Linked DNA regions of Homo sapiens: region 1 is linked to region 2. A link is an interaction called in ENCODE POLR2A ChIA-PET data of the cell type or tissue named here. Cell type or tissue: Panc1. All regions are shown on one strand. Links, peaks and the distances in the headings refer to the core of each region. The heading gives the core; the rest is flanking DNA. Region 1 overlaps GOLPH3L (golgi phosphoprotein 3 like). Region 2 overlaps RPRD2 (regulation of nuclear pre-mRNA domain containing 2).

What was found. ChIA-PET counts read pairs that join two places held together with the same protein. Peaks named below come from ENCODE experiments on the same cell type or tissue, not always from the same donor. Only the 100,000 strongest peaks of a DNase experiment are listed, where the experiment ranks them.
Region 1: POLR2A ChIA-PET joins it to region 2 with 5 read pairs; 5 of 35 experiments call an interaction of 5 or more read pairs at or near these places.

The regions. Positions count from the first base shown.
Region 1 is chr1:150,674,234-150,679,612 of GRCh38, reverse strand. The region is part of intron 2 of GOLPH3L (golgi phosphoprotein 3 like); the gene reads left to right. Among named protein-coding and RNA genes, the nearest start is that of GOLPH3L, 20 kb to the left of the region's middle. In Panc1, for the core only: no CTCF peak of the experiment used is centred there; no DNase peak of the experiment used is centred there.
Region 2 is chr1:150,372,684-150,378,062 of GRCh38, reverse strand. All of the region lies in intron 1 of RPRD2 (regulation of nuclear pre-mRNA domain containing 2), which reads right to left. Among named protein-coding and RNA genes, the nearest start is that of RPRD2, 11 kb to the right of the region's middle. In Panc1, for the core only: no CTCF peak of the experiment used is centred there; no DNase peak of the experiment used is centred there; H3K27ac peaks cover 560 bases.

The DNA.
Region 1 (5,379 bases), core at 52-5,051, 300 kb before region 2:
TGTTGCCCAGGCTGGTCTCTAACTCCTGACCTCAAGCAGTCCTGCTTCGGTCTCCCAAAGTGCTAGGATTGCAGGTGCGAGCCATTGCGCCCAGCCCTTTTTATTATTTCTAACCAGCTTTAAATTTTGGCTAATTAACTTTTGAGATAAGATTTGTGACTGCATGCAATTAAGTTTTGGGGTCTTTCATTTTGGTAATAGGTGAGGAACTTAAATGTCTGCCAGAAGACTAAATTCTAGATTTCATTTTCAACTTTAATCTAGAATTTTTGCCTAGTAGAATAGTGAGAAAACTGTGCTGTGATTTCTGAGCTTCTGTACTTCGCTATTTGGGGTAGTGCTTTGGGTTGGTCAAGTAGAATACTGCAGACATAATACCACTGCCCATTCTATGTATGCATCTAATTGTACTATTTATGCTTATGTGACAAATCTTTCTCAGCACTATCACCCTTTTAACATTTTCACTCATAAGAAAGATTTAAGGGAATAATACCAGTCTTAAAATTGTGAAGGTTCACACAAACTTGTTTTTCCTGTTTGTTTTAGGAAAAAATGCTCTTGATAAAGAATTTAAGCAATAGAGGGAAGTATAATTAACAACATTAAAAAAAGAAGAAATCTTACTTCCCAGAAATACTGTAAATATTCTTAAACTTTTTGTTTTTTTGAGACGGAGCCTTGCTCCCTCGCCAGGCTGGATCTTGGCTCTCGGCTCACTGCAACCTCTGCCTCCCAGGTTCAAGCAGTTCTGCCTCAGCCTCCCGAGTAGCTGGGACTACAGGCGTGTGCCACCACACCAGCTAATTTTTGTGTTTTTACTAGAGATGGGGTTTCACCATGTTGGCCAGGATGGTCTTGATCTCTTGACCTTATGATCTGCTTGCCTCGGTGGCATGAGCCACCGCACCCCGCCAAACATCATTTTTTAGTTTAAAACATTCCTTTTTTTCAAAATTACAAATAATTCAGGCATACAAAAATGTGTAAAAAACAATATAATAAACTCTCATGTAACCAGCATCAGCTCTCTCTGCATACATTCAGATAAAGTAGAGCAGATCTGGTGAATTATAGTTATAGAATAGAATATACATATTATGAGTCTACACAGAATAAAAGTTATAATTTTAAAATTGGGAAGTAAGGTAATAAAATATGGGAAGGATATTAACTTGTATCTTTCATAATAAGGAGTCACTTAGACGTTATCTAAAATTGAAACATCTAGTTTTTAAAAATGACCCCAACCTCTTAATAATCTCTTTTTTAAATCTTAGAAAGGAATTTATAGGACATTTGTCCTTTTTTTTTTTTTTTTTTTTTTTGAGACGGAGTTTCGATCTTGTTGCCCAAGGCGATCTCGGCTCACTGAAACCTCCGCCTCCCGGGTTCAAGTGATTCTCCTGCCTCAGCCTCCCGAGTAGCTGGGATTACAGGTATGTGCCACCACGCCCAGCTAATTTTGTATTTTTAGTAGAGACGGGGTTTCTCCATGTTGGTAAGGCTGGTCTCGAACTCCTGACTTCAGGTGATCCGCCCACATCAGCCTCCCAAAGTGCTGGGATTACAGGCATGAGCCACCGTGCCCAGCCACATTTCTCTTTAAAAAAATTTTTTTTTCCTTTTTACTTGATAACCCATAGCCAACATCATGACATATCTCTTATAAGAAACAACTGTTTGAGGCCAGGTGTGGTGGCTCATGCCTGTAATCCTAGCACTTTGGGAGGCCAAGGTGGGAGGATCACTTGAGTCTATGAGTTTGAGACCAGCTTGGGCAACATAGCAAGACCCTCATCTCTAAAAGAATTAAAAGATTAAATGGGCATGGTGGCATGTGCCCGTAGTTCCATCCACTTAGGAGGCTGAGGTGGTAGGATTGCTTGAGCTCGAGAAGTAGAGGGTGCAGTGAGCTACGATTATGCACTCCAGCGTGGGTGACAGAGTGAGACCCTGTCTCAAATTAAAAAAAAAAAAAAAAGAAATGTTTGAAGTTTAGTAATTGTTTCACTTCATTTTTTTTCTGTTAAGTAAAATTATATTTCATTTTACTTTTAAAATTACACATGTAGGCTGGGCATGGTGGCTCACGCCTGTAATCCCAGCATTTTTTGGAGGCTGAGGCAGGTGGATCACCTGAGGTCAGGAGTTCAAGACCAGCCTGGCCAACATGATGAAACCCCATCTCTACTAAAAATACAAAAACTTAGCCAGGCACGGTGACATACGCCTGTAATCCCAGCTACTCAGGAGGTTGAGGCAAGAGAATCACTTGGACCCAGGAGGCAGAAGTTGCCGTAAGCCAAGATCACACCACTGCACTCCAGCCTGGGCAATGGAGCGAGACTCTGTCTCAAAAATAAATAAATAAATAGGCCAGGCACGGTGGCTCATGCCTGTAATCCCAGCTACTCAGGAGGCTGAAGCAGGAGAATTGCTTGAACCCGGGAGGCAGAGGTTGCAGTGAGCCAAGATCGCGCCACTGCACTCCAGCTTGGGTGACAGAGTGAGACTCCATCTCAAAAATAAATAAATAAATAATAAAATAAAATTACGCATGTAGCCTGGCACGGTGGCTCACACCTGTAATCCCAGCACTTTGGGAGTCTGAGGCCCCAAATGAAATGAAATTATATTTCATTTTACTTTTAAAATTACACATGTAGGCTGGGCACGGTGGCTCACGCCTGTAATCCCAGCATTTTTTGGAAGCTGAGGCAGGTGGATCACCTGAGGTCAGGAGTTCAAGACCACCCTGGCCAACATGGTGAAACCCAGTCTCTACTAAAAATACAAAAATTAGCCAGGCTTGGTGGCGGGTGGCTGTAATCCCAACCACTCGGGAGTCTGAGGCAGGAGAATTGCTTGAACCCGGGAGGCGGAGGTTGCAGTGAGCCAAGATCGAGCCATTGCACTCCAGCCTGCTAGCCTGGGTGACAGAGTGAAACTCCATCTCAAAAAAAAAAAAAAAAAAATAGAATGTATGAAATACAGAAGACTAAGTATGGACTTTGGCTCCAGATTCAAACAAAGCAACTGTAAAAAAAAATTTACTAAACAATTGATGGAATATGAAGGCTTACTGGAGTTCTTATTGGGTTGTTTTAGGTATGATATTGGTATTACAGTTCTTTTTTTAAAAAATCCTAATCTCTTGGGGAGAATATGCAGTATTTTTTGGATGAAATTATATAGTAGCTGGAATTTGTACAGAAATAATCTGGGTTTGGGTGGGGTGGGTGGTAAAGATGAAAGATTATATTGATAACTGTTGAAACTAGGTGATGGCTACATAGAGCTACATAATCTCTCTACTTTGTGTATGTTTGAAACTGTTGGCTGGGCATGGTGGCTCAGCCTGTAATCCCAGCACTTTGAGAGGCCAAGGCAGGAGCATCACCTGAGCTCAGGAGTTGGAGACTAGCTTGGGCAACATCGGAAAACCTTGTCTCTGCAAAAAATACAAAAATTAGCCAGGCATGGTGGCATGCGCTGGTAGTTCCAGCTACTTAGGAGGCTGAGGCCAGACGATTGTTTGAGTCTAGGAGGTTGGGGCTACAGTGAGCCATGTTCACACCACTGCACCTCTACTGCAGCCTGGTTGAGTGACAAAGGGAGACACAAAAAAAAAAAGGAAGGGAGGGAGGGAGGGAGGAGTTCAATCAAAAATGTTAAAAAAAAATTGGGGTTGTGTTTTCTTACCACATTACTCAGTTTTAGACAATATCCTACTGACTCCCTGTAGTGAAAGATGATGAAATCAGTACTCTTCGCAGTTTCTTCTATCTCTACTCCTCAATACTTTTTTTTTTTTTTTTTTTTTTTTTTTTGAGACAGAGTCTCTCTTACTCTGTCGCCCAGGCTGGGGTGTAGTGGCGCGAGCTTGGCTCACTGCAACCTCCACCTCCCAGATTCAAGTAGTTCTCCTGCCTCAGCCTCCCAAGTAGCTGGGACTACAGGCACATGCCACCACACCTATCTAATTTTTTGTATTTTTAGTAGAGACGGGGTTTCAACATGCTGCCCAGGCTGGTAATATTTTGTTGAGGTTTATAACATATATATCATACTGTTGTTCCATAATTCACACAAACCTTTGCTATGAAGGGACGCCCCAGAATTGGGGTTGGGAGAGAAGGAGATGGGAAAATAGGTTGATGGGTAGAAGATACATGTATTTTATGTATACAGAAAAGTTTGGTTGTACATACACCCATATGATCATAGGGTAATGGAATTTATGGGTGATTTTTATTTTTTATGAATTTTTTTGTTTTCAAATTTTCTACAATGTGTATATGCTAGTAATCAAGGAGAGAAAAGCTATTTGACCACAAAAAAAAAAAATCTACACTTACCTAGTTTTGCTCTTCTAAGGTTTGAACGTAACATAATTGCTTGTGTTTCTAAGTCCGTTTTAAATCATTGGAAGCCAGGCCAGGTGGCTCACATCTGTAATCCTAGCTACTTGGGAGGCTGAAGTGGGAGGATCACTCGAGGCCAGGTCTTCAACACCAGCCTGGGCAACATAGCCAGACCCTATTGCTACAAATTTTTTTTTTTAATTAGCCAGACGTGGTGGTACACACCTGTAGTCCTAACCACAAGGGAGGATAACTCAAGCCCAGGAGTTTGAGGCTGCAGTGAGCCATGATTGTGCCACTGTACTCTAGCCTGTATGACAGAGTGAAACCCTGTTTCTCTCTTTTTTTTCCTTTGAGACAGGGTCTCACTCTCTTGCCCAGGCTAGAGTGCAGTGGCATGATCATGGCTCACTGCCCCCTTGACCTCCTGGGCTTGAGGGATCCTTCCACCTCAGCCTCCTGAGTAAGTGGGACTACAGGCATGTGCCACCACACCTGGCTAATTTTTAAAATTTTTTATATAGATGGAGTCTCAGTATGTTGCCTAAGCTGGTTACGAACTTTGGACTTAAGTGGTCCTCGTGCCTCAGCTATCCTCCCGCCTCAGCTTGGCAAAGTGCTGGGATTATAGGTAGGAGCCACCATACCAGGCCAAGACCTCATCTCTTTAAAAAAAAGAAAAAGGCCGAGTGCGGTGGTTCACGCCTGTAATACCAGCACTTTGGGAGGCCAAGGCAGGTAGATCACCTGAGGTCAGGAGTTCGAAACTACCCTGGCCAACATGGTGAAACCCTGTCTGTACTCAAAATACAAAAAAATTAGCTAGGCCTAGTGACATATGCCTGTAATCCCAGCTACTCGGGAGGCCGAGGCAGGAGAATCGCTTGAGCCCAGGAGGCGGAGGTTGCAATGAGCCAAGATCATGCCACTGCACTCCAGCCTGGGTGACAGAGAAAGACTCCATCTCAAAAAAAAAAAAAAAATTCTCCCACTCTGTAGGTTACCTGTTCAC
Region 2 (5,379 bases), core at 206-5,205:
ACCGTATTTCTTTTCTTTCTCCCACTTACCTTCACGTGACTTCTGCTTATATAAAACAAAATTAAGCTTATGCTTAGCCACTCTGAAACCAGGCACGTTTCCTTTTCCTACACTATAAATGTTCTGACAATTTCCCCAAAATAATCAATTTACTTCTCTGAGACTCAATTTATAAATTTTTAATAAATTTATAAATTCAACTGTTACACATCTATATTTTATAAATTCATATTTTTTATAAATTTACAAATTCATATTTTGCAGAGCTGACATCAAGATTATAGGTAATACATGTATGATAGCTAGTAAGGATCCTCAGTAAACAATAAGGATCCAGCAATCCAACCAAAGTGATACCTATTCTAAACTGTTAGAGCATATAAAACTCATATTATTATACTTCCCAGAACCAGTTATATGTGTTCAATTCCTATCTTACTTACTAAATGTTTTTTTTTTTTTTTTGAGACGCAGTCTTGCTCTGTCGCCCAGGCTAGAGTGCAGTGGTACGATCTCGGCTCACTGCCAGCTCTGTCTCCCAGGTTCACACCATCCTCCTGCCTCAGCCTCCCGAGTAGCTGGGACTACAGGCGCCCGCCACCACGCCTGGCTAATTTTTTGTATTTTTAGTAGAGACGGGGTTTCACCGTCAGCCAGGATGGTCTCAATCTCCTGACCTCGTGATCCGCCCGCCTCGGCCTCCCAAAGTACTGGGATTACAGGCGTGAGCCACCGCGCCCGGCCCATTTACTAAATGTTAAGTTCCTTATAATTCCATCTCTTTCAGCACCCAATACAGGGGTTTACATAGAGGAAGTACTCAATATTTCCTTTCTTTTTTTCTTTTTTTTTCTGGAGATAGTCTCGCTCTGTCACCAGGCTGGAGTGTAGTGGCGTAATCTCAGCTCACTGCAACTGCTGCCTCCTGGGTTCAAGCAATTCTCCTGCCTCAGCCTCCCGAGTAGCTGAGACTACAGGCACATGCCACCACGCTCAGCTAATTTTTGTATTTTTAGTAGAGACAAGGTTTCACCATGTTGGCCAGGCTGGTCTCAAACTCCTGACCTCAGGTGATCTCCCCACCTTGGCCTCCCAAAGTGCTGGGATTACAGGCGTGAGCCACAGCGCCCGGCCAGCACTCAGTATTTCTAAGTTCATTTTCTCATTCTGTATCTTTAGGCATAACATATTATAAGAGAATTTTAATCTTTCAAGTAATACTGCCTCCTAGACACAAAGATCATCATTTTAAAAGACTGTATCGGCCGGGCGCGGTGGCTCACGCCTGTAATCCCAGCACTTTGGGAGGCCAAGGCGGGCGGATCACGAGGTCAGGAGATCGAGACCATCCTGGCTAACACGGTGAAACCCCTTCTCTACTAAAAATACAAAAAATCAGCCGGGCGTGGTGGCGGGCGCCTGTAGTCCCAGCTACTCAGGAGGCTGAGGCGAGAGAATGGCGTGAACCCGGGAGGCGGAGCTTGCAGTGAGCCGAGATGGCGCCACTGCACTCCAGCCTGGGCAACAAACAGAGCAAGATTCCGTCTCAAAAAAAAAAAAAGACTGTATCATGCTACACTCTAAAACTATGATGACAGTAAAGGAACACAAAAACAGCTCAGGATCCATTCTAGGTTTTTTAAAACAAAAAATGTTAAGTTATAATCCCAAACATTAAAAGATCCTTTTTTCCTTTCACAGTGCAACTTTTACTAAAGGGTAATAAAGAATCACTCTCTCTCTCTGCTAATGGATTCCAGAGAACTAGAAAGTGCAAGTAAGTGAAATTAATTATAAGAGAAAGAAGTGAAGAAAGAGAGATGAGGGAGAGATCAAGGCCTCAATCAAACACTAGTAAAATTTAAACCCAGCAAACCAAACATTTTCATTTCCTTCATCAAAGAGCCTCTATTTCAATATTTCTCTAAAAACAAGAGAATAAGAATGAAGCATTTTTAAAAACTATCTTTATCTTAGCCAGAAAAGCTTTAATATTTCAAAGCACAGATGGAATTGTTGCCTTTTCTCAAAAGGAATAACTAGGTTCTACTACTTTCTCCCTAAGATGTACATTCCTCCAGTGTTCTATAATTAATATCTGTGGGGGCAGTGGAATTTGAAATCACTACGAAACACAACTACTTTTTGTTTCCTTGACAAATAGATGAGAAAGTCAGTCAAGCTGGTTTGTAAATTGTTCTGTTCTTGGGTAATTTTTATTAGGGTCTCTGAGTTCCTTCAACAAATTAAACCTCATGTATCCTTAATTCTCAATTGAAATTTTAAAACAACTGACCAAAATCTCCCCTTTTGACTTTTAAAAGTACTGCTGTAAAACAATAAACACCTGGAAAAAGTGGGAGGAAAAAAGAGAACATAACTGACAAAAGCCTAGGAGGAAGAAAGAATTTTGATGCAACTATTATTTATTAGTTTAAGAAAGGCAGGAAGCCAAATCATTAAGAGTAAAATCATTCAACCCAAGGAAGCTGATAACAACAAAAAAGAATAAAATCAGTAAGCTTCTACTCCCTAAAAAATTACGCACATACATACACTCGTCCCTCCTCTACAGACAAAACTAACATTAAAGTAATTCTGGGTGGCCTCTGTGAGCAAATTTTAATATTAGTGTTTTTCCACTGCTATTGTAATTTTCCTTTCAAGATACCTCCATGTCACAGAACCATGTGAAGTTTGTCAGTAGTGTTTCACACTTTTAGTTATGGGAATGTTTATTTGCTACAAAATTTACTCTTTAGCTTACTATGGAATTTGGTATAGTAAAATTATGTTTTACATATTGCTTCAAACCCACCTAAGGCCATGGATGAAATCACCCTTCTGCTGTAAGAGACTAAGCAGCTAAAAGGAAGAAGATAACAACTGCTTGGAAAGTCTCACAATACAGACAAAAAGGCTTAATATATACCATTACAATAATTATAGTTTATAATTAAGACAGTTCCATGTTTCGAAACATTGCCAGAAACCTGGAAAAATACCACCTATAACTCTATGAACCTAGAGCAATGGAATGAAAAAAAAAAAAGGTGACTTAGGCATCTAAAGGGGAGGGAGAGGGTGGATAATAACCAATTATAACAGAGCTCCTGCTCAATGAATACAGAAATGCCATTAAGCGTAAACCAAGAGTAAAAATACGCAAGAGACCAAAATAGATTTATTACTTCTTTGGGGGGCTGAGACAAAGTTTACCTTGAACCTCAAAAAGAACCTAAGCCAATAACACACTAGACTAAGTAGAAAGAGTCATCTAAAATACTAGAATGCCCCAACAGCCTTCTGAGAATAGAGAATAAACAAACTTAAAAGTGCTTTTCCTACATTCTCATTCAACAATCAACAAAGACTTCTTTGACCAAATGTATGAGAGTTCTCCCCACACACACCAAGCAAGCAATTCTGCAATGAACACCAGCTAGGTGCCCTCCAATTCAATTCTGACACTGGAAGAGAGCATCAGATCCCACAGACTGAGTGCTCAGTCTCACAAGACTGCCCCCCACTTCCCATGCCAATCACAAATCTCAGGTTAACATTTGCTCTGACCCAACCACCATAAATCGGGGCTCACACAACCCCCTTCTTGGGTTCCATTAATTTGCTTGAGCAGCTCACAGAACTCAGGGAAACACGTTTACTGGTTAATTATAAAGGACATAACAAAGGACACCAATGAACACCAGATGAAGAGATGGAGGGGGCAAGGTAGGGCTAAGAGTGCAGAGCTTCTAGGTTCTTTCTGGGCATGCCAACCTCCAGGAACCTCCATATGTTTTGCTGTCTAGAAGCTTCCCAAAACCAGTCCTTTTGGATTTTTATGGAAGTTTCGTTATGAAGGCATAATTAATTAAACCACTGGCCACTGGTGTTCAGTTTACCCCTTCAGCTCTTCTCCCTTCCCCAGAGGTTAGATGGTAGGGCGGAAAGTCACAACCTCTAGTCCTGCCTTATTCTTTCCAGTGACCAGCCCCCATCCTTAGGCTACCCAGGGGATGCCAACCATCAGTCAACTCATTAGCATACAAAATGACACTTATCACCTTGAAGACCCAAGGATTTTTGAAGTAGTATGCCAGGAAATGGGACAGAGACCAAATAGAGATTTCATAATACCATAGCCTTCTCTCTGGACCTCTTCTATATCTGTACTTGCTGCTCTATCTTACTAGACTTACTTCCCTATCTACACTCTCTCTCTAGTTGATCTCTTCCAGCTTCCTGGCTCTAAAAACAATCCATATACTAGACACGCTATGGTGATTGCTGAACAACTCTATGAATATACTAAAACAATTGAATTGTACACTTTAAATGAGTATATTTTTTGTGAATTATATCTTTAAAAAAGATTTCTTAAAATAGACATCCCAAACCTAACACATCCAAAACTAAATTTCTCATCTTCTTCCCAAAATCTGCTCCACTCACAGCCTTCCCCATATCAATAAATGTCAACTCTTATCTTTCTAGTTGCTCAAGCTAAAAAAAAAAAAAAAAAAAAAGTCATTCTTGATTATTCTCCTCCTCTCTCACCCCACATTTAATCCACCTAGAAATCTGGCTGGACCTACTTTCAAAATAGATCTAGAATTAAATTACTTATCACTTCCGCTGGCCATAACCTGGTCCAAGCCATCAATATTTTACACTGGATTACAATAGCCATCTAATTGGTATCCCTGTTCCAGCAGAAACAAGAATAACCTTTTAAAAACAAACGAGTGCCAGGCGTGGTGGCTCACGCCTGTAATCCCAGCACTTTGGGAGGCTGAGGCGGGCGGATCACTTGAGGTCAGGAGTTCGAGACCAGCGTGACCAATATGATGAAACCCTGTCTCTACTAAAAATACAAAAATTAGCTGGGCATGGTGGCATGCACCTGTAATCCCAGCTACTCAGGAGGCTGAGACAGGAGAATCGCTTGAACCCGGGAGGCAGAGGTTGCAGTGAGCCGAGATGGTGCCATTGCACTCCAGCCTGAGCAACAGAGCAAAATTCCGTCTCAAAAAAAAAAGAAAAAAAAAGAGTTCATCTCCTTTTGCTTAAATGGCTCACCATCTCACTCTGAATAAAAACCAAAGTCCTTACAATGCCTATAAAACCCTTGGTGAATCCCATTTCACCCCTCCCCAACACCACCCACCATAATCTCTTTGAACTCATCCACTAATCTTCATTTTAACAACTCCTTTCCAGTCACAGAAGCTTTCTTGCTGCTCCCTAAACTCACCAGGCACACTCTAACCTCAGGACTTTTGTTTTTTCTGTTCACTTAGTCTTGAACATGCCCACCTCATACCCTCATGTCTATATTGCTTAATATCATACCTCCTTACTCAGATGTCACCTTCT